Regions from separate parts of the Homo sapiens genome. Here region 1 is linked to region 2. The links are chromatin loops, found by intact Hi-C in ENCODE. Cell type or tissue: Calu3. All regions are shown on one strand. Each heading gives the region's core, and the rest is flanking DNA. Links, peaks and the distances in the headings are about the cores only. Region 1 overlaps GLP2R (glucagon like peptide 2 receptor). Region 2 holds the start of GSG1L2 (GSG1 like 2).

The links. Peaks named below come from ENCODE experiments on the same cell type or tissue, not always from the same donor. Only the 100,000 strongest peaks of a DNase experiment are listed, where the experiment ranks them.
Region 1: it touches region 2 in a loop (3-fold over the local background); 4 of 110 quality-filtered maps call a loop at or near these places.

The regions. Positions count from the first base shown.
Region 1 is chr17:9,882,792-9,898,515 of GRCh38, reverse strand. GLP2R (glucagon like peptide 2 receptor) reads right to left here. Exons shown (of 13, transcript NM_004246.3): 12 at 10,543-10,584; 13 at 6,417-9,146. The coding sequence ends at 8,811. RCVRN (recoverin) reads left to right here. Exons shown (of 3, transcript NM_002903.3): 3 at 312-2,196. The coding sequence ends at 421. Among named protein-coding and RNA genes, the nearest start is that of RCVRN, 15 kb to the left of the region's middle. In Calu3, for the core only: no CTCF peak of the experiment used is centred there; a DNase peak (open chromatin) is centred at 8,225.
Region 2 is chr17:9,815,959-9,831,682 of GRCh38, reverse strand. It overlaps GSG1L2 (GSG1 like 2), which reads left to right and starts at 9,604. Exons shown (of 5, transcript NM_001310219.2): 1 at 9,604-9,921. The coding sequence starts at 9,612. GLP2R (glucagon like peptide 2 receptor) reads right to left here and starts at 5,759. Exons shown (of 13, transcript NM_004246.3): 1 at 5,431-5,759. The coding sequence starts at 5,619. In Calu3, for the core only: CTCF peaks have their summits at 7,115 and 7,407 (motif pointing left); a DNase peak (open chromatin) is centred at 2,882.

The DNA.
Region 1 (15,724 bases), core at 3,951-11,950, 66 kb before region 2:
CAGCAAGGCAGGGGCACCGGCCAATCGGAAGAGACACATAGCACAAGACTGGCATCTTGGGGGCCCCCCCAGTGCCAGTCATTCACCGCTCTTTGCTGGTCTGCAGGGAGCTCCAAGGGTCATGGGAAAGGAGGTGGGTATCTGGACTGGGGTGGGGGAATATTGAATACTCAGGGCCACTGAGTATTCAATATTCTTATAATAGATACATTCACACTGGGGATACTGGCTAGATGTCAGCCTCATCGCAGCTCACTTGGCTATCAATCCTGACTGTTTTATGTACGTATATATTTTTTCCCAATGCACAGATAAACTTACAGAGAAAGAATTCATTGAGGGGACACTGGCCAATAAGGAAATTCTGCGACTGATCCAGTTTGAGCCTCAAAAAGTGAAGGAAAAGATGAAGAACGCCTGATGCCAACTGTTCAGCTGTCCTCCCTCCACCTACCACTCACATGACACCCGTGAGCGCCTGTGCACACACACACACATGCACACACACGCGCGCGCACACACACACACACACATCCACCCCAGGGCCAAGAGAAAGGCCTGCACACAAGCCCACAGCACAGCTCCCTGCCAAACTGAAGCATCTGTAGTGACCCACTGGTTCCTTCTTCCTGGGTCTTCAGCATTCCCTCCCATCATGCCCGGTCCCACCCCTCCCTCTGTCCACCAGCCCATGGCCCTGTGCTAATCCCAGGATTAGGCCATAGGAGTCCTAAGTGTCACCCCGCTGTAAGCTCCTTTGTGGAGTGCTGGGTAAGCAGTTTCCAATAAACGCAAGCTGAGCTGGGCACGTGGCTGCTGGTCATCCTTCAACTGGAAAAGGAAATGATTTCTATCAGTCACACCTCAAAGACAAGGCTGTGTTGCGATGGCAGCCCTAGGCTGGGCTGCTTTGGTGCGGAATGAGTCTAATGCGGTCCTGCTGTCATGGAGCTCATGGTCCAGAGGGGACAATGAACCTGGAAGGAGCCATGACCAGTGGCCCAGGTTACCATGGAAACGTGCAGAGCACCAGGGGAGGACACAGTGGAAGGGGCTGACTTGTCAGGGGGGATCAGGGACCACATCCCTGACGAAGGGAGATTTAAATTCAGAACCACTGCACACGAGGCGGGGGACGGGGTCGGGGTGGGGAAGTCTCAAACAGAAGGCGGCCAACACAGAGCCGCTGAGGCATGAATGACCATCTCGAGTTCCAGGAGAAGGTCGGGGTGGCTGGAGGGTAGAAGGAGGAGGGAGAGCAAAGTGTGAGCTGAATCTAAAAGGTAGGCGGGGGCTGGACCACGCAAAGCCCTCCCTGCAGCCTGTGGTAAGCACTTGGGGGCTCACCATGGGGACAGCGGTGCCACTGTGGAGTTGGAAGTAGGAGGGGTTTATGTTTGTAAGAGAAGTCCCCAGCAGGCTAAAATAAGTCAGAGAGGAGCAACTGGGGGCTCCCTGGAGTCAGGGAGCCCGATGAATAAGCTTTTGCAGCCACTCAGATGGCCTGGGCCAGGGGAAAGGCAATGGGATGGAGAGGACCAGATCCAGTGAGGACACATTTAGGAGGTAGCATCCACCTGGCTGGCTGAGGGGGCAGGAGGAGAGAGGGCAGGAATGGCAGCCAGGCCTGTAGCTTGGGCAGTGGGTGAATAGCAATGCCATCTATGGAGATGAGAAATACAGAGAGTCTTTGGGGTTTCAGGGAACAATGATGAATTCAGCTTCAATATAGTATGAGGTGAAGGCAGAGCCATAGATGGCCCTAAAGCCCCTTGTTTTAGAGACAAGGAAAAGGAGTCCCAATGACAGGAAGCAGCTTGCCCAAGGGCAGCCAGCTGATGAGCAGAGGTCAGGCAAGGGCTACCCACCGGCCCCCAACTGCCTCCTCAAAGCTCCAGGGCCTGGGATACCCAGGAACTCCATCAGTGCATTCTCCAAGATCCCTGGATTTGTTGCTTTGAAGGCCCATTTATTCTCCAGCCTCAAGTTCCAAGATGAGGTCAGAAAAATGCATGGATACCCTGGATTCTTGACTGACCTGTCTGCAACCTCTTGAGGCTGAGGAGTCTCTAGTTGCTGGTATTGTGGTGATGCCTCCAGACCCCACTTTAGCCACAGAGATGACACAATCACCACTGCCAAAGAGCACTCCTCTGTGTGGAGAGCAAACGTGAGAATAAACACTTATGAACCGTGCACCATGCTAGACTCTGCCATCATTATTTCATTGATGGAGATGTTATTATCTGCACAATACAGATGAGGATACTGAGGGCAGGAAGTGTGAGTAGGAGTTGGTACTTAAACTGGAGTCCCTTTGATTACACCAGATTTCTCCAATAGTTTTGACCTGGACACAGCAGGATAGAGAACTCTAGGATTGCACAATGTCAGAGATGGAAAGGGGAAGGAGGCTACAAGGCATGAGTCCAGAGGTTCTGGGAGGAGAAGGATTATTACTAGAATCATCTACCCAAGGCATTCTCCCATGTAGACATAGTGGGCTATATAGAAGCCAGTTCAGTGGGAGATAAAAGACTCTGTGGGTCCAGTCCAGAGTGTTCTAGGAATATAACCAAAGGGCTCAATGCTCTTTCCACCACACTCCATGAATGAATCTGGTTGCTTCGAGGATGAGGCTGGGGGCTTTTCACTTCTCTCTGAGGTCAGTCTATCATTGTCACTTGAGTCTAAAAGGACAGACACTGCATAATTAGGTCCTTGCTGGTTTGTGGTTCAATGGGAGAGCCAAAGAGTGAAAACCTAATTAGTGCCTCTTTTTTTAGCTTAGGGTGGAAGGACCACTTGGGCTGAGATTCTCTACAGCTGTATGACACTTTGTGGAAAATAAAGCATGAAGTTCAACTTGGCCACAGGGAAGAGGAGGTGGAGATAGTGATGAGCTATGTCATCAAGACTCTTCCAGATGCAAAAGGTAGATGACCTGGCACAAATTATTGTGGCACAAATAGAAATTGCTTGGCTCTTATAGCTGAAATTCTAGGAGTAGGGCTAGCTTCAGGTATGGCTTAATCCAGGGGCTCCAACAATGTCCCAGAGTTCATTTCTCCCTCTCCTGGTTCTGGTTTCTGCTGTCACCACCATTCTCAGACAGGTTCTTCCCATGCTGGCAGGACGGTCACCAGCAGATCCAGGCTGCCTTCTTCATGGTTCCAATTTCAGCAGAAAAGAGAAAATGCTTTCTCTTAAGAGTCCCAGCCAAAGTGTCAGGATTGCATCTCACTGTCTCTGGTTAGTTATATGCCCATGCCTGACTCAATATCTGATGCCAGAAGGATGTACTGCTCTGCTTGGCCAGCAGATTTTTATGCCCATCCTTGAACTGAGGATAGAGTCAGGACAACTCAAGTTCCGTGGACTGACAGTAGGAGATGAGTGGTTTTTCCAAGAGGAAAATTGGGGTACTATAAGAAGGGCAGATTCTAAAAATAGATGTCTACTATAGAGACCTTGGGGAAGTCATTTCCTGTCTCTAGATCCCTGACTCCTCAAGTACATGTAAATTCAAGGGCAGAAATGGGTCTCATTAAGAGCAATAATCCAAACTGCCTGAGCTTCTGTTGCCACCTGCCCACATAAGATCCCAGCCCCTTGTGCAGTGTCTCTTGGGCATTTTTAGCATCTCCAGGAGGTGTCCCACACAGATTCACCCATAGATCCCTTAGTGCCAGGTGCCATTGCTGCCCTCAAGTACTACGTTCCTAATCACAGGCGAGGCCACAGTGCTCCTAATGTACCCAAGCTGTGTGCTGATCTGCTGAGGAGCCTTCTAGGTTAGAGTCTATCAGAACAGCCCCATGGGAAGTAGCATGTGTCACGGAAACAGCTTTTGTCATTGCCTCCTGGAAACAGCTCTCCTAGCTTTTGTCTGAAGCTTCTCTTCTCTCACCAGGCTCAGACTCTGACCATGGAGCCAAGTGGGGTCAGCCGCCGTACTGCTGTCCACTTCACTCCCATTTCTGCCCCTTAATGGTTATATAAACTCATCAGACAAGCCCAAAAATGTCTGTGTCTCAGGCTCTTAGGCTCCAGCTGGATGACCACTCCTTAAAAAATAAAACTGGGCCAGCCACACCTACATTGCCTGTCACTTAAGAGTTGTGAGAATCAGTTGAGTCTGTGCTTGTGGAAGAATTTGAGCTCTAAATGCTACATGGGAGAAAGACTCAGTTTATTTGGACTTCGGCAAGGTATTGTCAGTTTCCAGAGGAGGGTTCACCTCCTTCCCCTCTGCCTCAGTTCCAATGTTCTCAACCTTGGTCCCATATTAAAGTCACACAGGTGGCGTTGATGCCAAAGCACGGGCAGCAAAAGAAAAACAAATAGACACATTGGACTTCAACAAAATTTAAAACTTTTCTACATAAAAGGGCACTATCAAGAGGCAAAAAGACAATCTACAGAATGAGAGAAAATATTTGCAAATAATAGATAAGGTATCCATATTCAGAATGCATAAAGAATTCCTGCAACTCAACAACAAAAAACAAACAATCCAATTGAAAAATGGGCCAAGAATTGAATAGATATTTTTCTAAAGAAGACTCACAAAGGACTAATCAGCAGGCACATAAAAAGATGCTTGACATCATTAGTCATTCCGGAAACGCAAATCAAAACCACAATGAGATACCATTTCACAGCCATTAGGAATGGTTATCATAAAAAAATAGAAAATAAATGTTGGCAAAGGCCATGGAGCATTTGGAATCCTCATGCATTGCTGGTGGGAATATAAAATGGCGCAGCTGTTGGGGAAAATATAGAATCACCATATGATTCAGCAGTTCCACTTGTAGGTATACTCAAATTTTTAAAACAGAAACCAGATGTTTATACATCCCTACCAATAGCAGCATTATTCACAATAGCCAAACATGGAAACAAGCCAAGTGTCCATCAATGGATGAACAGATAAACAAAATGTGGTATGCATGGAATATTATTCAGCATTTTAAAAAAGGAATTTCTGACACACACTACAAGGTGGATGATCCTTGAGGGCACTATGGGAGTGAAATAAGCTGATCACAAAAGGATACATACTATACAGTTCCACTTATAGCTGATGTATCCAGAATAAGCAAATTCACAGAGACAGGAAGTAGAAGTTGTCAGGGGCTTGGGGAGGAAAGAATGGGAGGCTATTGTTTAATGGATGTAGAGTTTCAGTTCAGGAAGATGAAAGAGTCCTGGAGATGGATGGTGGTGACGGCTGCACAACAGTAAGAAGGTACTTCATGCCACTGAACCATACACTTAATAATGGCTGGCCGGGCGCGGTGGCTCACGCCTGTAATCCCAGCACTTTGGGAGGCCAAGGCGCGTGGATCACCTGGGGTCAGGAGTTTGAGACCAGCCTGACCAATATGGTGAAACCCCATCTCTACTAAAAATACAAAAATTAGCCAGGAGTGGTGGCAGGCGCCTGTAGTCCCAGCTACTCGGGAGGCAGAGGCAGAAGAATTGCCTGAACCTGGGAGGTGGAGGTTGCGGTGAGCCGAGATCACAGCACTGCACTCCAGCCTGGTGACAGAGCAAGACTCTGTCTCAAAAAACAAAAAGAAAAAAAGATGGCTACAATGGTTAATTTTATGTTATATATATTTTGCCACAATTTAAAAAAGATCACTCAGGAACTTATAAAAATCCCAATGCCCAGGTCTAGTAAGACCATTTCAATCAGAACCTCTGGGGTCAGACCCTGTCACTGGTCTTTTAAAAAAGCTTCCCAGGGGGCTGGGCGTGGTGGCTCACACTTGTAATCCCAGCACTCTGGGAGGCCGAGGCAGGCAATCACCTGAGGTCAGGAGTTCAAGACCAGCCTGGCCAACATGGTGAAACCCCGTCTCTACTAAAAATACAAAAAAAATTAGCTGGGCCTGGTGGCTCACGCCTGTAGACCCAGCTCCTCGGGAGGCTAAAGCATGAGAATTGCTTGAACCCGGGAGGTGGAGGTTGCAGTGAGTTGAGATCATGCAACTGCACTCCAGCCTGGGAAACAGAGTGAGACTGGGTCTCAAATAAATAAATATAAATAAAAATAAATAAAAAGCTTCCCAAGGGATTGTAATGCGAGGATTGAGAACCACTAGACTAGATCTTCAAAGCAACAGGCAAGCTGAGTGACCAATGGGGTGGTCTATAAAAGGGGAGACACTCTCCTTCCATTCTTTTGACCTCTGACCTCTGCTTCTGGTCCCGGCCCCTCTGCCCACTCCTCTGGTCCCTAAGACCAAATTTAAGATATTGGAGCACCCAGGTCCCTGGCTAAACGCCACAGCCCTTTTCCTCACTTCTGGCCAGGAATAGTGCATCGCATTCTTCATGGGTGGGAGAGACCTTCAGCTCCAGTGAGAGACAAATGTAAAAGAATCAACAAAATGCAAATGAAATTAAATAAACTTGTTTTAATCATTAGCAGAACAAGAGCAAGCAGTAAGTGTTGATCACCCCATTTGTGGAGTGAGGGGTGGAGGGAGTATTTATAAATGCTTTGAAAAAAAGTTTCTCCTCTTAGCGGTAAGGTCCTGGATCACTTACTCCCAGCAGCATCCGAGGCTCCCGAGAGCCATTTCTGTGCTGTCTCATTCCAGGAATGTGTGTGGAGCACCTGCTCTGAACCGGCACTGTGCTGGGTACTTGCTGGGAATACGAGATGACCCCAGCTTTCTAGGAGCTAATTGGCTGATGAGCCGAGGCAGGGACATTTGCAGAAAGGAGAAAAATAGAAAGACATAGATTTTCATGACTGAGCTATGGATAATCTGGACACCAAAAAATAAACCTTTGCTTCATTACTTGCCTGATGCCTTTGCCTCCATCCCCATCCTAAAACCAGGGCTGGACTATGGGGTGACACAAGTGGGGATCCCATTTCAAGTGCAAAATTTAAGGGGGCCCCAAAAGTCCCCATAGTCAATATAAATAACATTTTAATGCAATTGTCTAAAAATAAAAATTCACATTAAAAGTCCCTCATAGACAACATTTGAAAGTCAGGACCAGAGCCTGCACTTGCAAGAGCTGGCCTCTCCTGCCTCACCCTTATCCTGCCCCTGGCTCCAATCAAATTTCATTTCTATAAATGGCTCATGGGCTGTAGTTTGTTAATTTGTTTTTTTAGAATATTGCATTAAAATATGATTTATTTTGATCATTTACTTTGAGCTTTTTAGAGATGAGTGCCTTGATTATTTCACCCTAGTCCCAGCCCTGTGGCAAAGTATCCTTGAAAACAGAGATGCCAGTAAAAGACAAGATGCATGATTGAATTCCAATCTCAGATTAAATATGCCCATGGGATATACTTATACAAGAAGACTATTTGTCTGAAATTCAAATTTAATTGAGTACCTTGTTTTTGTTTGCTAAATATGGCAGCCCTGCTTGAGGAGTATCAAACTGACTCCCCCGAAGACAAGGTGGTATTTAGTCCCATAGCAACATACCCCACCCACGTACACATGCATTTTACATACCATGAAAGTGACACTCCTGTGCATTAACACACTGTTTCCAAAGGATGTCCATCCCTTGATCTTCCTACAGCCTCTTGCCCTATACTTTCAGTCATTGAGCCTGACCCCAACTGCCTGGGCCCTCCTCAGCCTCCATGGGTCACAGTAGGCAGGAAAGATCCCACAGGCTGGTGGATGCAAAGTCTTGGATCTCTCAGAGCCACCCTGGGCATGTCCAGATCCAGCCAAACTCCTATTGCTTTACCTGGGCCCTCCTGCTTTCAGTATTTATTCCCACTGGGCAAATTGAATTCTGATCAGCAGGGACTCTGGCCATGGAGAGTTATAGGTCAACTTCCTGGGACAACAGGTGTGACAATCAATGCATCAATGGCAAACCAAAAATGGTGGGGACATTCCTTGCCCCAAGAGAATGGTAGTGTAAATCAGGCTGGTAGAAGCCAAACTCAGAAAGGTAGATAGAGCCAGAAAGGAGAGGAACAGACCAAAGACGACATTCAGAGGGTCCCCAGGCACTGGGGCCAATCCTCAAAGGGAGGATCAAGCAGAACTCCTGCTGTGCAGGGACAGAGAACTGAGGCAAAGAGAGAGAGAGGCAAGACTTGATAGGAGAGGAAGAGCAGAGAGGAGTGGCACTCTGGTGGGTGGAGTTACATACTCTCCAAGGAGGGCAGGCACACCCCAGCTGACCTGGGAGAGCAGACTGTCTCTTGCAGCATCCTGCCATGGCCACATGGGGGCGCTTCTAGCTCCCTCTCACCCTGCCCAGTGTTCTCCAAGGGTGGGCTTGCAGCAGAATTACCTGGGATGCTTATTAAACAGCTCCAATTCCTGGCCATGGTCCCAGACTCACTGTCTTAGAATCTTAGCCACAAGTCTAGGATTCTGCATTTTAAAAGCTTCCTAGGAGGTTTTCACGCACCCTAAACCCAACCTCAGATGGAAAGCATGCACCCCAAGGGATAAAGGAAGAGATATTGGCTGGCTTCTCTATAACAGGAGACCTCTCTTCATGGTGGGACTTCATTGGCTTGAATTTAGAGCCAGGCCCTAGGGTCTGGTGGGCATTGTGGAAAACACACTGGTGGGGGTTATTAGGATGAGAAGAGCAGGCAGAGGCTGTGAGCATGACACACAGCCTCTTTCATACAGAGCTTGAAGAACCTTGTGATAGCTTTCATATCAAAGTGGCATGGTGAATGGAACGAGAATGATTCCGTGCCCAGCAACGTGTGTCCTGCTTTGCTTCCTCTTCCTGGGCCCCCTCAAGAGTCCCTGGGAGCAGAGCCAGGGTGGTGGAACTCCACCCTAGATCTCACTCTCTTCCAGAATCTCCTCCATGGTGTTGGCCATGGTGACATCCCCCTCACTGCACTCGGACAGGCTGCTGCCCCGGGGCCAGCGTGCATGGTCCTGTTGGGGCTGGGCGCCCAGCTCCCCAAGACCTCGCATGGCTAGATGTAGGAGCCGCCCACTGTTAAGTGAGGGCTGCAGCTTCCGAAGCTTCTCAGCGCCATCTCCTTCCGAGAGCTTCTTGGGACATTTTCCTAGGAACCGGAAGTCCTTCCCCAGGACACAGGCTCTGCAGCCTGAGTGGCGGGCTAGCAAGAAGCGGACCCAGTATTTCCGCAGCTCAGCCTTCACCTGCCGGGTGAGACAAGTGAGAGGTTACTGTCTTGGAGTCATTTAGCCATGTGTCCATTTAGCAAATATTAATTGAGTAGCTACTCTGTGCCACCCTTGGGAAATTTACCTTTTAACTGGGGGAGACAAGGAGAAACAAAGATACATAAACATGTCTGGTGGTGATGACACTGTGAGAGTACTAAGCAGGACAATACGGTAAAGAAACAAAAACTTAAGACAGGGTGTTCAGGAAAGGACTCTGCCGGGGTGGCATGTGAGCTGAAACCTGCTTGATAGGTGAGGAGCCCCCTGCATGAAGATACAGAAGAAGCAGCAGTGAGCAAAACAGAAGATGGTTTTGCTGTCAAGAAGCTTACATAGAATGTGAGCTATGTACATTCTATGTAAGTGGAAGTACATAATGGGAGGAGACAGAAATAAATATTTACACTTGTAGTAGGGCGAGAGGAGGTTGAAAAGGGGTTGGAAACTCTACCAACTCCTAAAGACAGGAGAAAACACCTGTTCTGGCCTCTGCCCCTCCCACTGTCAAATCTTTTCCCAGGGAAGCAGAGAGCTGGTTGGGCTATGCAATAATATGAATAACTAAAAGCAATAATAGGCCAGGCTTCATGGTTCATGCCTGTAATCCCAGCACTCTGGGAGGCTGAAGCAGGTGGATTACTTGAGATCAGGAGTTTGAGACCAGCCTGGCCAACATGGTGAAACCCCATCTCTACTAAAAATATAAAAATTAGCTGAGTGTGGTGGTGGGCACCTGTAATCCCAGCTACTCAGGAGGCTGAGGCATGAGAATCGCTTGAATCTGGGAGGCAGAGGTTGCAGTGAGCTGGTATCATGCCACTGCATTCCAGCCTGGGCAACAGAGTGAGACTCTGTCTCAAAAAAATAAAAATAATTTTTAAAAAAATGTAATCATAGTTCCCAGGTGTTGAGCATTTATTTGCTATGTGCTCAGCATACCCAGAGCAAGACTACAAAGCAGGGATGATTGTTGCTCCCATGTTACTGATGAGGAAAGTGAGGCTAAACAAAGTGCGGTGACCCAGCTAACTCACAGAACTCCTGAGGGTGAACCAAGGCGTGAATTCAGATTTTTGGACTCTGAGGTTCAAGCTTGTTTCCTCTGTCACATTTGAATACTCCTTGCATCTCCAGCAGAGCCAGTGCTGGCTTCTGAACTCCCTTATACCCATCCCGACACCTTTTTTCCATTTGTCTAAGCTGCCTCCTGCTCTCTGTACCGGAAGCTCACAATACAAATTTGTCCCCACACATGCTGGTCACTGCACATTCTCCCGTAGCATCATCCCATCCACAGAAACCTCCAGAGGTGGGTAGGGTTGCAGTCCCAACCTCACATGAAACCAGGATGGCAACGTGGAAATCATACCTCTCCATTGGCAAAACCATACTGCAAGGCCACCAGGAACCCCTGAAACAAAAGGAGGACATGGCATAAAATCTGACTCCGGAGAAGATGTGTCTGAGAGTTACTGGCAACGTCCAAAGCCCTGCACAGGTCGTAAGGAGTCTCCAGAAGAGGCGTGCAACTGCATTGCTTACACTAACTAGAATTAGTCATACTGGTTACATTAACTTGGATTTCCATGGCATCTGTTCTTACTTTGACATCCAGCGCCCCGCCCGCCCTGCTCCGCCTATATCAGCCTAGGTGTTTGCTTAGATTGTTCACAGGTGCACATGGGTCAATGATGATTAAACCCCCAAGACCTTGTGTCATTCATTCAATTATACAAATATTGGGCAAGGTCACTGTTGCATCTCTACTTGGTCATAGTGGGCACTGGCTAATGTTTGTTTATTTGTTTGTTTGTTAGAGATGGAGTTTCACTCTTGTCGCCAGGCTAGAGTGCAGTGGCTCAACCTCGGCTCACTGCAACCTCCGCCTCCCGAGTTCAAGCATTCTCCTGTCTCAGCCTCCCAAGTAGCTGGAATTACAGGCGGACGCCACCACGCCCGACTAATTTTTTGTATTTTTAGTACAGACGGGGTTTCACCATGTTGGGCAGGCTGGTCTCAAACTCCTGACCTCAGGTGACCCGCCTGCCTTGGCTCCCAAAGTACAGGGATTACAGGCATGAGCCACTGTGCCTGGTCCTTTTTTTTTTTTCTTTGCCTGACTTGCATCCTTTCCTTTTGGCCCCTGACCCTCCCTACTCTCTGAGCTTCTGGCAGGGCTGTCAGTCATGTGGTTCCCATGTTCCAGGATGACCATCGCCACAATACTCAGCCCAAAATGGGCTGGAATCTAAGGTGCTCCAGTTAATGCTTGTTTCCATTGTCTTTCTCAGGCTCCTACATATCCTGATTTGTCAGATAGTCACTGTGATCACCTACATGTCCTGGCTGTCCCTAATTGATGTAAGGGTCTGTGGAATTTGGGCAGTGTGTCTGATATATTGGAACTGGATGTGTGTGCAGGGCCCAATGCTTGCATGTTTATAGAAAATGCCAGAACTCACAAGGAAAGGATGCATTTCCAACTAAAGAGTGAAGGTCCCAGTGGCAGGCTGACTCCTCTTATATCTCTTGATGATAATGAAATGTGGCACTGGGGAAGGCTTTTCTGCTCTTCCTTATGTAAGCCTTGTTCAGCATGTCCCTTCTGGAGCCAGACCAGGATCTCCACACTGGCAATCACGACATCAACCAAATGCTTGGATTCTGCCCATGAATGTGGAATTTTCCTTCTCTTATGCACCTAGATATTCCATGGCTATAGCTTCCATAACAGGGGCATACTGTTATCACTTAATCATTTTCACACATGCAATCTGGTCAGAGGTTCACAGCTGCCCTATGCGGTTGGCGGGACAGGTAATATTTGCCTCTGGGCACATGATATCAGAAGAGCTGGCTTTTAGGGTGCCAGGATTCTCACAAACAAGTTGGCTAAAATAGGATTCCACATGACAAATGTGTCTTTTTCACTTCCTCGGGTGCTTGCTTCACAGTTTTAGGAACATCCTAGGGTCTGGTTCTCATTCTAGATTAAGCAAGTGTGAAGGGAGTGGGTCCCACAGAACACATGGCTCTTACTTCATATGTCACCGCTGTTTGGCAGTCTCTCCAAAGCTCCACTGATAGCAGGAGGCTGGTGGAACTCTCTAAGCAGTAGGCTCTTGGAAGAGTAAAGGACCCTCCAAAGCAGCAAGGAAAGGAAGCTGTTAGGGCTGATGCCTGTTCTTGCCAATTCCCATGGTGGAGTCTCTAAAATGATCCACCAAGTGTAGTTCCCCCAACATCTGCCCACCTGTGCTCTTGCCTCTGCCTGGTGGGATGCAGAGAAACACGGCAGGAGTATTCCGAAGGTGGGAGTCCTCTGCCCACACACAAGCCCTCTAAGTGTGTTTTCTGGCTCAGTCCTGGTACAAAACACCCTGCAGAGTCACTTTGATTCCTCACGTTCCTCAGCAGTACAGGGTGATGAGCAGAGCTCTAGCTGGCTTCAGGAACAAATCTTCCATGCTGGTAGCTAGTCTCCAGAGATGGCCTTGATGGTTCCTCTACTTTCTGTGGGCTCAGGCTGCTCTTCGCATCAAAAAGTGGACCTAGTTTTTCTCTCCCCTCGAATCTAGGATGACTTTGTGACTCCTTTTTTTACTGATACAATGTCGTAAAAGTGACATTCTGGGAGTTCTATGCCTATGACTTAAGAGGGCTGGAAGTTTCTACTTCCTCCATCTTAGAGGAAGTAAGATGGAGGAAGGTCCTGAGAGTCCAGCCGCCATGCTGTGAGATATCCAAGATACATGGAGAGGCCACATGGAGGAGAACTGAGGCCCCCTGAGCTATATAGTCTTAGCTGAGGTCCTGTCCAACAGCTAGCGTCAATGTCTAGTTATGTGAATGAACCATCTTGGATGTGCCACTCCAATTGGGCCTTCAGACGTTTGCAGCCCCAGCCGAAAATCACATGTATCAAAAGAACTATCTACCCTGAGCCCAAGCAGCCCAGTCTACTGAATCATTAAAAATATTAAAATGAGGCCGTGTGTGGTGGCTCATGCTTGCAATCCCAGCTACTCGGGAGGCTGAGGCAGGAGAATGGCTTGAACCTGGGAGGTGGAGGTTGCGGTGAGCCGAGATAACACCATTGCACTCCAGCCTGGGCAACAAGAGCAAAACTCCATCTCAAAATGATAATGATAATGGTAATAATAATAATAATAATAATAATAATAATAATAATAAAATGGTTACTATTTTAAGCCATGAAGTTTTGGCATGGTTTATTACACAGAATCAGATGACCAACACATCCTCCCAAGGCAGAAGAGTCTGATAGTCTAGGATTCTTTCTCAGAAATCTGCCTCACATAGCTCCACATGAATTACTTGTCTTTACCGGGCCTTGGGTGAGTGAGATCAGGTGATCAAGGGCTCACATTGCCTGACCCATGCCTTCCGGAGAAAAAAGGCCACCAAATATTACTACATAACAGCTGCAGAGTTTTTTTTCCCCCTCTAATTTAGGACTACCTTTTAAAGAAGATTACGGCCAGGAACACAAAAATTCCAAATTACTAAACCTTATCTTTTGAAATTCCCTAAAAGACTGAAATAAACATGTTTTCATAATGGGAAAAAAATTGCTTATGGATCCTCTGTCTTGGTTCAAAGCCACAAAGAATTCAACTCCAACAGGAGGGAAAAAAATATTGTCCAACTGCTCATACCACACTTCAGGCTCTGGCTCCTCGGCCTTTGGTGAGCATGCAGTGGGCGGACACATTTTCTCTGCTCTGTGTACGAAATCTCAGCACTTGACCCTGTCTGGTATATTGCTCCAATATATCAGACAGCACTTGACCTTTAAGACTGGTATAGGGAACTTGGTGTCTCCTGGTTCTAATCTTCACAAGGCACCTGAGAGGCACTATGGCATAGTGGTTACAGGCAGGGGCTTAACCTCTGAATAAAAACCTCATCTCTGATACATGTTAGCATGTGAAAGTCCTCTGAGCCTCAGTTCTTTCATCTTTAAAATAGGTATAATAATTTATCCTTCATAGGGATATTTTGTGAATCCCATGAGGCTGAAATTATTCCATGTTAAACAGATACTTTCCAGTGTACCATTTTAATTCCTTTGCTAGTATTTTAAATACATTTTTTAAAGTTATTTTCTTAGTGTTTATTCCAGGGATTACAACATGCATCTTAACACAATCTATTTCATATTAACACTAACTTAAGCCTGGTAAAATATAAAAATGTTCTCCTATATATCTCTATTTACTCATTCTTCTCCTGTGATATTCTTGTCATATATATTAGATCTTTATATGTTATAAGCCCAAAAATACAATGTATAGTTATTATTTTATACAATCTTGTATTTTTAAAATCAGTTATGAGAAAAAAAACCTACACATAGCCTTTCAGATTTACCTGTGTATCTACCTTTTCCACTGTTTTTTATTTCTTCATGTGGATTTGAGTTGCTGTCTGTTGTCGTTTTCTTCCAGCATGAAGGACATCCTTTGATATTTCTTGAAAGGGGTGTTTGCCAATAATGATTTCTCTCAGTCTTTGTTTTTATGATAATGTCTTTATTTCACCTTTATCTTGAAACATACTTTTGCTGGATTTAGAATTCTTGATTGACAATTGTTTTCTTTCAGCATTCTGAATATTTTATACCACTGCCTCCTGGCCTCCATTGTTCTGATGAGTAGTCAGCTGTTAATTGTATCATTGGTCCCTACATGTAATGAACAATTTTTCTCTTGTTGCTTTCAATATTTTCTCTTCATTTTTGGCTTTCAACTGTTTGACTGTAATGTTTCCAGGCATGAATTTCTTTGTTTTATGCTTTTTGGAGTTCATCAAGCTTCCTGGATGTGTAGATTAACATTTTTCTTCAAATTTGGAAAATTTTCAACCATTATTTATCCAAATATTTATTCTACCATTTCTATCTTTACTCTCCTTCTGGGACTCTCCTATGTGTATGTTAGTATGCTTGATGGCATTCCACAGGTCTCTGAAGCTCTATTATTTTTCTTCATTCTTTTTTCTTTCTTTTCCACAGACTGGGTAATCTCATTGACCTATCTTCAAGCTCACAGGTTATTTATTCTGCAATCTTAAATCTAAGCTTTCCTAATAAAATTTTCATATCAGTTATTGTAGTGTTCAACTCCAGAATTTCCATTTGGTTCTTATTTTATAATTGTTCTCTATTGAATTGAGATAATTGAATTCCTTTAATTATTTCAACAACTTTTTCTTTAAATCTCTGAACATGTTTATAATAGCTTTGAAGTCTTTGTCTGATAAGTCCAACATCTAGACATCCCCTATCCCACCCAGAAAGTTTCTAATGACTGCTTTTTTTTTTTTTTTGTCCTGAGTATGGGTCACACTTTTTTGTTTCTTTGCAGATCTCATATTTTTGGAAAAAACTGGAAGTTTTAGATAATATATTATAACAACTCAGGATTCTGATTCCCCAGTCCCCATCCCTGGAGTGGTGGTGGTGGTTTGTTTAGAAAATTGTCTGGACTACTAGTTATGTGGAATCTGTCTCTGCTGTGGTATATGGC
Region 2 (15,724 bases), core at 2,662-10,661:
TCAGGATTTAGCATCTCAGCCATCCTTGTCCCAAGTCGTGCTCCTTCATGACTTCTCATCCTTGCACTTCCCATTGGCACTCGCTTCTGCCCTCATTTTCACCTGGTGAACTCCTAGTCATCCTTCAAGGCCCAACTCAAGCCTAGAGACCCTTGGCCACACTTAACCACTCATCTCCCTGAGTCTTGAGCTTGTCACCCTTCCCCTGCATGACCGATCCCTATGGCCCATCACACTGCAATGTCATTGGTGGGCCACTTATCCATCTTCCTCCCTATCCCATAAGCTCCTTGAGGACTGAGAGGTGTCTTTCATCTCTGAATACAAGCCCCCAGCACAGGGCTGGAGTTAATGCTCTTGCTGTCCTTCATTTCCAGAGGCTCACTTGTGAGACGGAGGATGAGGAAGGGTTCAGTAAATGATCTGGGCTAATATCACCCAGTTAATCATTTGGCTTTAAGGTTTTCTCTCTTCTCACAAGGGGCAACAAGCTCAAATGTTTTCTAGGGCCAGGTAGATTTAAGGTTATCCCAAAAGAATGAGGTAGGACTGGTATACCAGTAGGGAGTGCAGCAACAATCACACAGCCGACTTTTTGAAGAAGAGCTAGTGTGGTCATCACTAGACCAGCAGTTCCCAAACTTATTGACTCAGTAATTTTTCCACAGCACTTCTAGGCCAAAAGATATATCTAAAGCCCCACTTATTAAGTAAGTAAGTCCAAACAACTTAATAAATATTTATGCCTTAACAGCTTAGTGCCTGCTGTCCATTGCACAACTTCTCAAGCTTTAGGATCAGATCGGATGCCACCACCTTTATTTCCTGTTCCACACTGATTTTTGTGCTATACTTGCTTTGTAATCACAGGACCTGTGGAAAACCCAGCTTTGCAAAGAGACAACATCATCAAAAGGGAGGGGGTGAGATCTAATGTTAACACCATGAATACCTTAAGCTAGTAGTTTGCATGGTGTCTGGAAAATGCTACATATCACTGTACTTCCCTTGAAAAATTAAAATATCTCATAGCACCCCTGTGAGTTCACAGTGGTGCCCTGGGGTATACAAGCACACAGTTTGAGAATCATGCAATTATCCAATAAGTAATAATAATGATACAATAATTGGCATTTATCCCTTGATTTCAGTTTCCTATGAGTTTGGAATCTCTATTAATATCTCTCTCTGAGTTACGGCCCAAGAGGAAGCATGTAAGTTATTAACATATTGTTTAAAGAAGTAAACATCTTTAATGGCACCATAACTGACTCTAAATCATTTTTACAAATTCAGCAGATGAGTTGCTAACCAAATAATAAGCTTCTAGAATCCTCCAAGTCATCAGTGTAAGATCCATTGGTGGACAAAGTACTATTTATGACCCCAGGGACCTCTCCGGGACCTGATTAAGGAAGAGACAATAAAATCAGCCTCTGGAGTAATGTTCCCCTATCCTCCATTCTTTGCCATGGCCAATGGCCATAGTCAAAAGCAGAAAAACAAACTAAAACTAAAAAGTACTGAATTTTGTCAGTCTAGGAGAGCTGGACAAACTCAGACTGTCTTCCCTTGCCCTAAAGACATAAAAAACACAAGGGGTACATCCAAGTTCAATCACAGCCAGATTCCCAAAGTCATGAGGAAAGAAGATATACGGGTGAATTTTTTTCCAACTGGAAAAGTCCAGCTTGACCTTGATTCCTTTTCCCTTGCATAGGCAACCAGCATCAGCAACGAACTTGGCCGAGAAGGGATTAAGGAAAAGGAAAGAAAAATCCTTATACTGACTCTCTTTAAATAAATCTGTTTTTCTTTGTTAGAGAAGGAATACACTTCACTGTAGATGAAATAGAAATCACAGCTATGCAAAAAGGGGAGAAGGTGAAATTATCATCTCATTACTCAGAAATTACCATCTACTTCCAGATTCTTCTCTCTGTGAATGAAAGACACATTCATTGTCTTTCTTTTCTTTTTTATTGTGACTTCAAAGGGAATAATCTTGTTTCAAAGCCTTTTATGTTTCATTAGAAGACCAATATTGTGAATATATTTCCATTTCAAGAAATAAATAATAAATGAAGTAAAGCATCCTTTTAACAGCTACATAACATTCTATGAAAAAAAGTGATATAATTTAGTTTTTAAATCCTCTAGCGTTGAATGCCTATGTTGTTTTAAGATGTTTGCTGACGTAAATGATGCTGTGATTAAAATCCTCATAGTTGAACATTTGAGAGCACATCTTTATTTCTTAGAAATTCTTTGAATTTGAATTTCTGGGTCACAGAATGCACATAGTTTTAAAGGTTTTTGACTGCCAAACTGTCTACCCTCACCAAAAAAAAAAAAAAATTAAAAATTTTAAATATGCACCATTTTACCCTCCTGCCATCCATGTATAAAAGGGCCGCAATGTACTTCTCAAAAATCCTTAGATAGTTTATGTTTTTGATGCCAAAGCAACTGCTAAATAACTTAAACGAGTGTGGGAGAGAGTGGTGTGGGGATAACACTACCTCCCTGCTTGAATTTAGAAACTAAACTATCCCTGAGAATTTCTCATTAAGTGAAATTTTTGAAGACTTCCTGCCAGAACACACACCACAGTCATTTATATTCCATGCAGGGAAAGAGGCTATGAGCAGAATTTATCATGAAAGTCTTCACAAAGCCTTGTAATATAAACATCTAGAAAAGGAATATGGGGTTAAGATGGAGAACCAAGAGTAAGGCCATCAGAATTACAGACACACCCGGAGGACAGACAGCCAGAAATGCTCTGAAAACGCAGACTGGGTGGCAGAGAGTGGAAGCAGACACTGCCAGCAGACATGTTATTGATTATAAAAATACCAGACTGAAAGGGTCAAGGTGTGGCTTTCTCAGCCTGGTAAGCCGGCCCGAGGCTCTGCAGATTCCGCTGTTGTAACATAAATATTCATACATCAGCAACTCCCAAGAGCACTCCGGAAGAAAAAACACAGGGCTTCAAACACCCCGGGTAGGCACAACGGCTACAGTGCTCAGGAGCTACAGCATCGAACGCAACCATTTAACTCCTCTGAAGCTTAATTTGCCCATCTGTAAAAGGGGCTCAGTAATAACACTCTTCTCAGAGGCTTGTGTTGAGGATTAAGTAAGATGATGTGTGAGGAAGCATTTTATGATAATATCCTGAGCGCTGTCTCAGGGCTTGGCATGTGGTCAGCAATCCACATTTGTGAACAAAACTACATGATAAGCTGGATACACTCACTCAGTGTTGATATGAGATATCCAGAGAATGGAAGCAAGGATGAATGTTCTGAACCAACCCTCCCACCAAATGGTCCCACCACTAACACATTGAAGTCCTGGGACCAGAGGCAGGCCAGGGCCACCTTCCTGAAGGATGTTCTGGTCACTGGGGGAGAGGCTGCCAAGATGGCAAGAATTCCATGAAACCATTGATTGGGCTCACATTTACAATCCATGAGGGCCTGAAGGCAGCCTCTAGGGGAACCTGGATGTAGGAAATCTGGCAGGGGTTATCTGCCTGTCTAGCCCCAGGCTTGCAACAAAGAAAGCCTGAGGTGAACCCTCATGAGACCTGGTACCACAGCCTGCCCTACATGGGGATTGGAGGGGTTTAGAATTCCAAGACCATGAACAGGGACTCACCCTGCCCATGGAACGAAGGAGGAAGACAGCCATTCCTTTTTTTTTTTTTTTTTTTTGAGACAGATCCTCACTCTACTGCCCAGACTGGAGTGCAATGGCGTGATCTTGGCTCACTGCAACCTCCACCTCCAGGTTCAAGCAATTCTCCTGCCTCAGCCTCCTGAGCAACTGGCATTACAGGCACACACCACCATGCCCAGATAATTTTTGTATTTTTTAGTACAGACGGGGTTTCACCACGTTGGCCAGGCCGGACTTGAACTCCTGACCTTGTGATCTGCCCACCTCAGCCTCCCAAAGTGTTGGGGTTACAGGCGTGAGCTACCGTGCCCAGTCTGAGCCATTCCTTAAGCTACTTTCGTTATTCAGACAAGTGGAACTGGGGTTCCTTCCCATCATCCTTTTATACTGCCCATAGCCCAGTATCCAAATGGAAACTTGGAAAGAGGACGAAGGTCTAATCTTCTTGGATAGAATAAAGCAAGCTACCAGCATGCCCAACGATAGAGGATAGTTAAAGACATTACAATAAACCCTTAAAGCCCTTAAATATTATACCATGGATCTACATTTACTAACATGGACGAATGTTGCTCAACTTCTCCGAGACTCAGTTTACTCATCTGTAAAAGGGGATTAACAAGAGAACCTCAGTCTATAGGGTTGCTGAGAACACAGAAGGAGAAAATATGAGGAACGGGGGCACCTGGCACTCAACCCAGTGCAGAGCAAGTGCTCCATAGTGATGTCAGCTGTGTTATTAGTGTATTTTGTTATGAAGAAAGCAGATTACAAAATAATATTTATAGTATGTGCCTGTGTTTGTTTAAAAAAAAAAACTGTATGTAGGCCTGGTACAGTGGCTCATGCCTATAATCTCAGCACTTTGGGAGGCCGAGGCGGGTAGATCACTTGAGGTCAGGAGTTCAAGACCAGCCTGGCCAACATGGTGAAACCCCATCTCTACTAAAATACAAAAATTAGCCGGGTGGTGGCACGTACCTGTAATCCCAGCTACTCAGGAGGCTGAGGCAGGAAAATCACTTGAACCCGGGAGGCAGAGGTTGCAGTGAGCCAAGATCTCACCACTGCACTTCAGCCTGGGCGACAGAGCGAGACCCCATCTCAAAAAACAAACAAACAAACAAACAAAAAACTGTATGCAAACAATGGTAGAAAAATGTCTGGAAGTATAAGCCCCCAAATGTGAATGAGGATGATCTGCAGCTGTTGGAAGTAGAGTGATTTGTAGTTTGCATTTCACTTCTTTGAATTGTATTTTAAAAAAACAATTAGCGTTCAACATTTTTGTAATGAAAGGAAAAAGGAAACAGAAGGGAAAGGAAAGGAAAGGAAAAAGAAAAATGGATTTGCTCAACCTAAATACTCAAAGCTGGGAGAATACTGAAGACAAACAGAAGGATATGTGCAGCAATTGTAAATGCTATTTGCAGAACTCACATTGACGTGGGGAAATGCTTATAATATGATGCGGGGCTGGTTGGGGGGACCAGGACACAACATGTTTTATGCTTCCTAATATCAGCTGTTGTAAAAAAAAACAAATGCATAGAGAAAAGGTTTGAGGACAATATGCCAAAATATGAACAGTGATTACCTTTGAATGCTAGGATTATGGCGGCTCATTATTTTCTTAATACTGTTTTCTCTTTTCCAAATTGCTTACATGAGGCCTAAATTGCTTCTTTAAAAAAAAATCAGGAAATACAACTGATAATAATAATAATAATGAACTGCTCTTACTTGCTTGATGGAAACCAGCAGGACCAGAGTGAGGAAGGGCCTCCCAGGGGCCCAGAGAGAGCACTTCCTGTGGAAGGAGAGAGGACTGGTCCCCCAGGGGGCAGGGATGCCCATGGGCAGCTCGTGGACGCCAGGCAGGAGTCCCGCGCTTCCTCTCCCAGGCCCTGCCCTGCTCGATCCCAGCTTCATCTTCCTCGTGCACCTTCACAAGTAGGGGTACATCTCTCTAGCCGTCCAAGATGCACCGCAGGCAGCCTCCTCTTGCATTCCTCTTGGTCCACAGAGGAAATGTTTGCACAAATCCTCTCCACGCTGCGCCGAGAGTGTCTGAGGCGGTCTAGAGCAATCTACGGAGTCTTCAGAGTTCCTTCTCGGCCCTGGCTCATCCCCCGCCCCTGCCCCCCCAAAAGCAGGGAGATTTTTCCCAGACCTTCCCTAAGTCAGCTGTGCTTTCTGGGACTTCCTTGACAGGCTGAGGAGAAAGAACAAGGCGGTCAGCGGGCTCCACCCTGAAGGTTCTGCTCAATGCACGAAGCTGGCTGAGACAGGCTGGGGTTCGAGCTACAGAGGAATGGCTGGCAGAAGGCGATGGGGCTCGAGCCAGTTTAGAGGCAGGTGTCTTTTTGAGGCAGGGTATTTCTTTCTAAGGCATTAAGCTTGTCCAGGCTGGGCTGAGGCTAACCACAAAGGCAAAATCTCCTCTGGGTCCTGTTTATGCAGAGACTGCAGGAGAGGTGGTTGCTCAGCTCAGGAGAGAACAGCTCCCAGCCCAGGCCATGAAGCAAAAACCCAATCAGCGGCGTAGGTTATGCCTACACAATAGCAAAACAGTGTGTTGAAAAGTGCAACATTCACTCATCTTGAATGCCCACTTGTTCTAAGCACATGTGGCTCAGCCCACCTGACAGACCCTTTTATGGAATTGATGATACATCACTTACTAACCAGCACAGGAGTAGGCTGTCCCCACAACTCACATTGACAACGTCTTTTAACCCACCATCCTATTTCGCACATCCTGACAATAACCCCATGAGGATACGATGAATTCTCCATTTGACAGCTGAGAAACATTGAGGCTCAGAGAGGTTGGATGGCTTGCCCAAAGCCACACAGCAAGTAAACAGCAGAACCGGATAGGCAGGTCTTCTGACCAGAGTTGCTTGAGCACAGGTACTTGGGAGGGTGCCCTGTCCTGCCCCTGCCCTCTCCGGTGAGTTCTTAGCAGGCTCATCGCCATGCCTCCCAAAGGCTCTGCTTGGAACTTCTTACTCCACCTCTCCCAGGCCAGCTCCCAGCGTCCCTGCAATGTCTCCCAGCCTCCCAAATTGGAGGCCCAGGTGGAAGATGTCTTGATTGGTTGGAACAGTGAGTCAGCAAGAGGCAAGAAGAACATGTTTTCACTTCGTTTTTGGTTTTGTTTTTGTGTTATTTTTTCCTTCCCTCTTCAAGTCAAACATAGGAACTCATCCTGGGTAACTTTTCAACTGAATGAATTCTGAACAGTTGGGAAAAGCAGCCATGCTTTTCTTAATAGACATCCCTAAAAATCTTAAAAACTCCATGTGACAAGATTTTAGACCTTAACAATGAAAAGCTCAACTAGAACAAAGACCCTAGAAATGGACTCAGAGTGGTGTCACCTCTGGAATTGACGTGGTCATCTCTCTGGGATGGCAGAGAGCAGGATGGAGTGACCCAGAGGGAGAAAGTACCCAAGGGATGGACTTTGGTCATTGAATGTGGCTGCAACTCCGTTCTGTGAGTGCTCATTAAAGATCATCTTCCAAGTTGCATGCTGGAAAATGGTCTGTCTTTAAAGAAAATACCTGCTTTGCAAGAATATTCCATCTCATCTCTTGCAACTTTTTCTCAAAAACATCCTTTATTTCTGAAGGGATGAAAGTTGGGGGCCACACACGACTTCCCCACCCATTGGCTGGTTGCCCTCTAGCGATGGAACTTAGTAAGGCCTCTTCCCTTGAGACTGGACACCCCACCAGGCCAGTGAGAGCACAGGACACAGGTGCCCAGACTCGGCCAGCGGCAAAGTATAGATGGAGTGATATTAACCCAGTATCACTGTCTAGCCCAGGCACATAGATTCCAGATTCTGTCTGGGGGGTATTCAGGAGGTGTCTAACACATCATCAAGAGCCTGTGTGTTTTCAGGATGCTCTGCAGAATCTTCTGCCCTCACACCTTCATCAGTGTCCTCTGCCCGAGGAGTTCCTTAAAAATCTTCAGCATCACTGCTCCTGCCAGTGCCCCGTTCAGTGAGGGCCTGAGCGATGGTGCCCAGGGTTCTGTCTTCTAGCATCTGCGGGCCCCTGGCCTCAGAACCCTGCAGCCAAGTGGGATACATGCTGCCCTCCCCATTCTGCACAGCACCTTGGCCCTGAGGTAGCCTGCCTGTACCTCGCATCACCCAGCATCCCTGGAACAAGCATCTGTTTTCCGTAGTCCTTCTCTACATAGAGCTGGACAAGAAACAGGCCTATGAAGTCCTTGGGATTCCCTGATTCCGGAATCCAACACTAAGGACCTGCTCCATGCAAAAGGCAATGGTGAGGCTGTCTCACCAAGACAGCCACCCAAACAGCCCCTGGTCTTCCATCAAAACCAGCACCCTCCACAACAGCCAAAAGGTGGAAAAAACCCAGGTGTCTGAATAGATGAACAAAATGCTATCCAACAAACACAGGGAATATTATTCTGCCTTGAAAAAGGAAGGACATTCTGACACATGCTACAACATGCATGAAGCTTGAGGACATTATGCTAAGCGAAGTAAGCAAGTCACAAAGGGACGGATACTGTATGAGTGCACTTACAGGAGGCACCTAGAGTAGTCAAATTCATAGAAACAGAGAGAAGAATGGTGGCTGCCAAGCAGAGGAGGAAGGGCAATGGGAGTTGTGTGATGGGTACAGATGATGAAAGATGAAAAGAGTTCTGGAGGTGGATGGTGGTGATGGTTGCACAACACTGTGAGCGTAGTTAATGCCACTAAACTTTGCACTTAAAAATGGTTGAGATGCCAGCCTGACCAACATGGTGAAACCCCGCCTCTACTAAAAATACAAAAATTAGCCGGGTGTGGTGACGTGCGCTTGTAATCCCAGCTACTCTAGAGGGTGAGGCAGGAGAATCACTTGAACCCGGGAGGCGGAGGTTGCAGTGAGCCAAGATTATGCCACTGCACCCCAGCCTGGGCGACAGAGTGAGACTCCATATCAAAAAAAAAAAAAAAAAAAAAAAAGATTGAGATGGCCAAGTGTGGTGGCTCATGCCGGTAATCCCACACTCTGGGAGGCCGAGGCAGGTGGATCACCTGGGGTCAGGAGTTTGAGAACAGCCTGGCCAACATGGTGAAACCCCGTCTCTACTAAAAATACAAAACTTAGCCGGGCATGGTGGCGGGCACCTGTAATCCCAACTACTTGGGAGGCTGAGGTAGGAGAATCACTTGAACCCAGGAAGTGGAGGTTGCAGTGAGCCAAGACGGTGCCACTGCACTCCAGCCTGGGTGACAGAGTGAAACTCTGTCTCAAAAAAAGAAAAAAAAAAGGTTGAGATGGTTAATTTCATGTTATGTGTGTTTTACCACAATTTAAAAACAATGCCCTCTGGCTGGGCACGGTGGCTCACGCCTGTAATCCCAGCACTTTGGGAGGCCGAGACAGGTGGATCACGAGGTCAGGAGATCGAGACCATCCTGGGCATCATGGTGAAACCTCCTCTCCACTAAAATACAAAAAATTATCCCAGCATGGTGGCATGCACCTGTGGTCCCAGCTACTTAGGAGGCTGAGGCAGTGGAATCACTTGAACCCGGGAGGCAGAGGTTGAGGTGAGCCAAGATCATGCCACTGCACTCCAGCTTGGGCAACAAGAGAGAAACTCCATCTCAAAAAAACAAACAAACAAACAAACAAAAAAAAACAATGCCCTCCCGCACACCTACCTCCTGGGGAGAATGGCAGGGCCAGCACCCTTGACAGGAACGTGCCCCGGCTCTGTGCCTCTGGATCTGGTGTGGCAGCACGTGCAATTCTCCAGGGGGACGTGAGAGGAGGCTGTGTGAGGATGCCAGATGGCAGAGCTGAGGGGCAGGTACCGTGACGAGGCAGGAGGAGGGGGCCCCACAGCTCATCCTGCCCCACGCACCTCACTCAGCCATGGACAGGGCCAAGCAGCAGCAGGCGCTGCTCCTCCTCCCTGTCTGCCTCGCCCTCACCTTCTCCCTCACCGCCGTGGTCAGCAGCCACTGGTGTGAGGGGACCCGACGGGTGGTGAAGCCACTGTGCCAGGACCAGCCGGGAGGGCAGCACTGCATTCACTTCAAACGGGACAACAGCAGCAATGGCAGGATGGACAACAATAGCCAGGCTGTCCTGTACATTTGGGAGCTGGGTGATGACAAGTTCATTCAGCGGGGGTTCCATGTGGGGCTCTGGCAGTCCTGCGAGGAGAGCCTCAACGGTGAAGGTGAGCAAAGCCTGTAGATTCTGGGGAAGACAGGTGCGGGATGGGGCAGGGGCTCTGGAGCCAGGCTGTCTGGGTTTGAATCCTGCAGATTCTGGGGGTAACAGGTGCGGGATGATGCAGGGGCTCTGGAGCCAGGCTGTCTGGGTTTGAATCCTTCATCTCCACTGATTGTCTAGGTATCCTTGAATAAGTCCCTTCACCTCTCTGAGCCTCAGTTTTCTCATCTGTAAAATGGGAATGATAGCAGTACTTACCTCCAAGAGTGATTGTAAAGATGAAATGACCAGATTCACATACAGAGCTTGCAACAGGGCCTGACACATTGCAAGTGTTTATTAAAATTAGTTTCTCGTTTGTTCTTGTCACTGAATCCCTGGTATTTAAAATCCTTTGGGAATGAAAGGTGGTCCCGACCCAACTCGAAGGTGCATCCCTGTTATTTATCCTGCACTTGGAATGATCTTGGAGTGAATCTTTAAAAACAGAAGTGTTTTTACCTCTCAAAGAATTGAGGAGGGAGGAATTTGACTCTTCCATATTTGGCAGCCTGGCTGTAAGCCCGCGTTCAGGGACAGAGTACTCTTCCCTTTCTGCTTGGGACGCAAAACCTCCAAGGCAGAAAAAGGAGGAATCCTCCCATCCCCATTTCTTTCCTGACCTCAGCTTATTACAGTCAATTTCTTGCACAGTTTTTTAACTTTTTCTGGAGTTTCTAATTGCCTTTTCTTTTTCCATTCTCATAGCATTTGATTTTTGTTCCTGAGGCCTAAGTAAAAGGCAACAAGAATGAAGCCCCTGAGGCCCAGCCTGGTGGCTCATTCCTATAATCCTAGCACTTTGGGAAGCTGAGACAGGAGAATCACTTGAGACCAGGAGTTACAGACCAGCCTGGCAACATAGGCAACATAGTGAGACCTCTCTTTACAAAAGGTTTTTTTAAAAAATTAGCTGGACATGGTGGGGTGTGCCTGTGGTCCCAGCTACTCTGGGAGGATCACTTGAGCCTGGGAGGTTGAGGCTGCAGTGAGTCATCATCGTGTGACTGCCCTCCAGCCTGAATGATAGAGCGAGACCTGTCTCAAATTAAAAAAAAAAAAAAAGGAACACTCAGAGGTGCTGTATGTCCCTCCCTTCCACCCTCTCTCCCAGTGGTGGCCAATGTGGGGCAGTACCCAGCCTGACTGAACCTCCCATGTATCCAGGCCAGTGCCTGTGTCTTGTGCTTTAAGTGTGGTACAGACACTGCAATAGTGCCTGGAGCTAAGGCTATTTAGGACCTCCACAGTTCCTCGCTTCTCAGGGAGTGCTATCTTCCTATGAGTCTCTTCCCCACCTTCATGGACAGAGGCAAAAGTCTCAGGACCCTGCATCCTGGAGGATTTCCAAAACACTTCCAGAATTTTGGTTTGGAAACTGTATTCACCATACTTATAGGCAAATCACTTGGGAAATTCCATCTCCTTTCCAAGTTCTCATATGAGGACTGCCTATAGTACTTCTGTTTCCACAGCTCTATATAGGCGTCACACCAGTTATCAAATGTATCACCCAAGGAACTTGTAAAAGAAATATCCAGGTGCCCAGTCCTGGAGGTTCTAATTTAAGAGAGCCGGGGTGGAGTCTAGAGGTCTGTATTCTTATTTTATTTTATTTTATTTTATTTTTTATTTTGAGATGGAATTTCCCTCTCGTTGCCCAGGCTGGATTGCAACGGCGCAATCTCAGCTCACTGCAACTTCCACCTCCTGGGTTTTAAGTGATTATCCTGCCTCAGCTTCCCCAGAAGCTGGGATTACAGGCATGAGCCACTGTGCCTGGCCAAAATTTTTTTTTAAAGAAAAAGAATACAGGCCAGGCGTGGTGGCTCACACCTGTAATCCCAGCATTTTGGAAGGCTGAGGCGGGCAGATCACCTGAGGTCAGGAGTTGGTGAAATACCATCTCTACTAAAAATACAAAAAAATAGCTGGGCGTGGTGATGTGTGCCTGTAATCCCAGCTACTAGGGAGGCTGAGGCAGGAGAATCGCCTGATCCCAGGAGGCAGAGGTTGCAGTGAGCCGAGATGGTACCATTGCACTCCAGCCTGGGCAACAAGAGCAAAACTCTGTCTCAAAAAACAAGCAAACAAAAAAAAGTTTTAACCAAGGTGATATTTACTCATAGACAAGAGATGAACTCATTTTGAAAAGCTACTATGAAAAATCAACACTCCCTTGCCCCTTTCTTCTCCATAACTTAGTCCCACACTTCAGGAGAAACCACAGTTAACTTAAGTGTTTCTTCTAGTATTTTCTTCCGTGTTTTCAAAAACTATGGTTACATAGCCATGGCTTCATCTTAGACATTACCTATTAACTTCCTGTTATAATAAATAGGATTTAACTCTCTCATACCACAACATCCCACATACCCTCTGTCATCTTCCTAATAAAGTTATATCGCTGCTTTGTTGAAATCAGTAAGCCAATAATATATTTTGACTCTATCAATATTGTTCATTATAGCATCAAAGTAGGTGCTGTGGTGATGTTTATTGCTGTGTTCAGCTTTTTGCTTTTTCTGGAGTTGCCCATTGCCTCTTCGTTTCTGATCCTTATGGCACTGGTGTTTTATTCCACTCAATCCTATTTTATCTGGTGTTACTCATGTTTCTAATAAGCCCCCCTGGTGATTATGACAGACGCTAGAGTCTGAGGAGCCCACCTCAGTGTACATCAAAGACCTCTGGAAAGAAGGGAGTCAGCACAGTGCAGAGTGAATTCACTGACAGTCATTTCCTTGTCAGGCACAGGGCCAGGAGGATGGGAGGAGAGAAAGGTGAGTAAGCCCCAGTGCTGAGAGCAAGGATCCAGTGGAAGAGACCCACCTAAGGTACAAACGAACAAGGACAAATATGATAATGGTTATAACAAGGATGCACCTATGATGTGGAAATGGAAACGGGGGTGATAGAGTTTGGATAAAAAGTCATCCGCCTTTGTTAGAGGTGGAGGCTGGTGGGAGGTGATTGGATTGTGGAGGTGGATTTACCACGAATAGTTTAGCCCTGTTCTTTTGGTGCTGTCCTTGCAATAGTGAATGATTTCTCACGGGATCTGGTCGTTGGAAAGGGCGTGGTGGCTCACACCTGTAATCCCAGCACTTTGGGAGGCCAAGGTGGGTGGATTGCCTGAGGTCAGGAGTTCGAGACCAGCCTGGCCAACCCAGTGAAACCCTGTCTCTACTAAAATACAAAAAAAAAAAAAAAAAAAAAAAAAAATTTAGCTGTGTGTGGTGGTGTGCACCTGTAATCCCAGCTACTTGGAAGGCTGAGGCAGGAGAATCGCTAGAACCCAGGAGGCGGAGGTTGCAGTGAGCCGAGATCGCACCATTACACTCCAGCTTGGGCAACAAGAGCGAAACTCCATCTCAAAAACAAAACAAAACAAAACTAAAACTAAAACAAGAAAAGTGTGTGCCACCTTCCCCCTTCTCTCTCTTGCTCCCACTCCCACTGTGTGATTGGCAGATTCCCCCTCTGCCCTCTGCTATGATTGGAAGTTTCCCCAGGCCTCACCAGAAGCTGAGCAGATGCCAGTGCTATGCTTCCCGAACAGCCAGCAGAACCGTGAGCCAATTAAAAGTTTTTTCTTTATAAACTACCCAGCCTCAGGTATTCCTTTATAGCAATGCAAGAACTGAGTTACACAGAAGGAGAGGTTATTTATAGCTCTAGGCATAGGGAGGACCTCATAAAGGAGGTGGCCACTGTGCCAGGCCCATAAGGCTATGATTTTAATAGATGGAGATTGGGGATGAGAACGTTCCAGGCAGGCAGAACTGAGTGAGCCAATGTCTGAGGCAGCATAACCCAGGTATTTGCATCAGAATGCAAGGCAGGGGAGAGAAGGAATCCTTAAGTTCTTACAGAAGAACTTGGCTCACATGGCTTTTCCATGTCACCTGAGACAGCTTCTCCTTCCCTGCAACATAAGGTCTCTGTCACCCAAGCAGGAGGAACTGAGCAGACATTTCCTAAACAGAAAAGGCCTCATTGGGCCAGGTATGGTGGCTCACATCTGTAATCTCAGCACTTTGTGAGGCTAAGGAGGGCAGATCACTTGAGGTCGGGAGTTCAAGACCGGCCTGGCCAACATGGTGAAACCCCATGTCTACTAAAAATACAAAAATTAGCCGGGTGTGGTGGTGGGTGCCTGTAATTCCAGCTACTCAGGAGGCTGAGGCAGCAGAATCGCTTGAACCTGGGAGGCGGGGGTTGCAGTGATCCAAGATCGCACCACTGTACTCCAGCCTGGGCGACAGAGTGAGACTTCGAGGAAAAAAAAAAAAAAAAGCCTCGTTGGAGAGAACTGGAAGCTTGCTAGTCATGATGTCAGGAGGAGCTAGGGCCAGAGTAGAACCTGAACTTGAAGACAGAGTTGGAAAATTAGACCAATGGGAGGGAGCTGCTTCATCAGTAACCAGGCAGCTGGCAGGAAAAATCCGCATGGGCTGGGCTTGAGGAAAGTGTGGAACTGGATATTCCGGCAGGGGTGGGAGCAGCTGCAACCTGGCTACCTGCATATGGCATGAGCCGTAGTCACACAAACACTACACAGGTAGATGGTAAAAATGTCCCCAAGATTTCTGATAAAAAATTGTCACTCAGTTCGCGTGTGTATGTGTGTGTGTAACTCAGCGTGTGTGTGGTGGTGGTGGTGGCATCTTCTCAGCCTAAAACGAGCTGAAAGCGGGAGTGAGAGATGTGTGAGGCTCTTTCAGGTTCCTTCCTCTAGAGGAAGTCCCCTTGGCACTTCTGCAAACCCACAGAGTGTTTACTACACACACACACACACACACACACACACACAGATACACACACACAGATACACACACACAGATACACACACAGACACACACATACAGATACACAGAAACACACACAGATACACAGACACACACAGATACAACAGACACACATACACAGATACGCACACACAGACACACACGCACACACAGACACAGATACACACACAGATACACACATGCACACACAGACACAGATACACACAGACACGCATGCACACATACACAGACACACACACACAGACACACACGCACACACAGACACACACAGACACGCACACAGACATGCAAAACAGACACACAGACACACACAGACACACAGACACGCACGTGCACACACAGACACAGATATGCATGCACACACAGACACACGCACGTGCACACAGAGACACAGACACGCACACACAGACAGGCACACACAGACACATGCACACACACAGACACGCACACGGACGCACACACAGACACACGCACACAGAGAGACACACGCACACACACAGACACACACACACACACACAGACACAGACACACACGCACACACACAGACACACGCATACGCGTGCACGTGCACATTTTTCTGGATCACACCACGGAAGGGTTTTTCCCATACTGTCAGGAGCACACACTGAATATAAAGAGAGTTAGTGTTCTCCATGATTCATGGACAACAGCAAGGAGAAATAAAGGATGTATTTCTTGACTTCTGTCGTTGTCCATTCTCTGTTGCTTAAAACAGAATACCAGAAACTAGGTAATTTATAAAGAAAAGAACCGTATTACTTACCATTACGGAGGCTGGGAAATCCACGGTCGAGGGAGCACATCTGGTGAGAGGCTTCTTGCTGGGGAGGACTCTTCACAGAGCCCCAGGGAGGTGCAGGGCAGCCCATGGCTGAGGGTGCTGAGCGTGCTAACATTCTAGCTCGGCCCTGTCCTCCTCTTCCTACAAAACCACT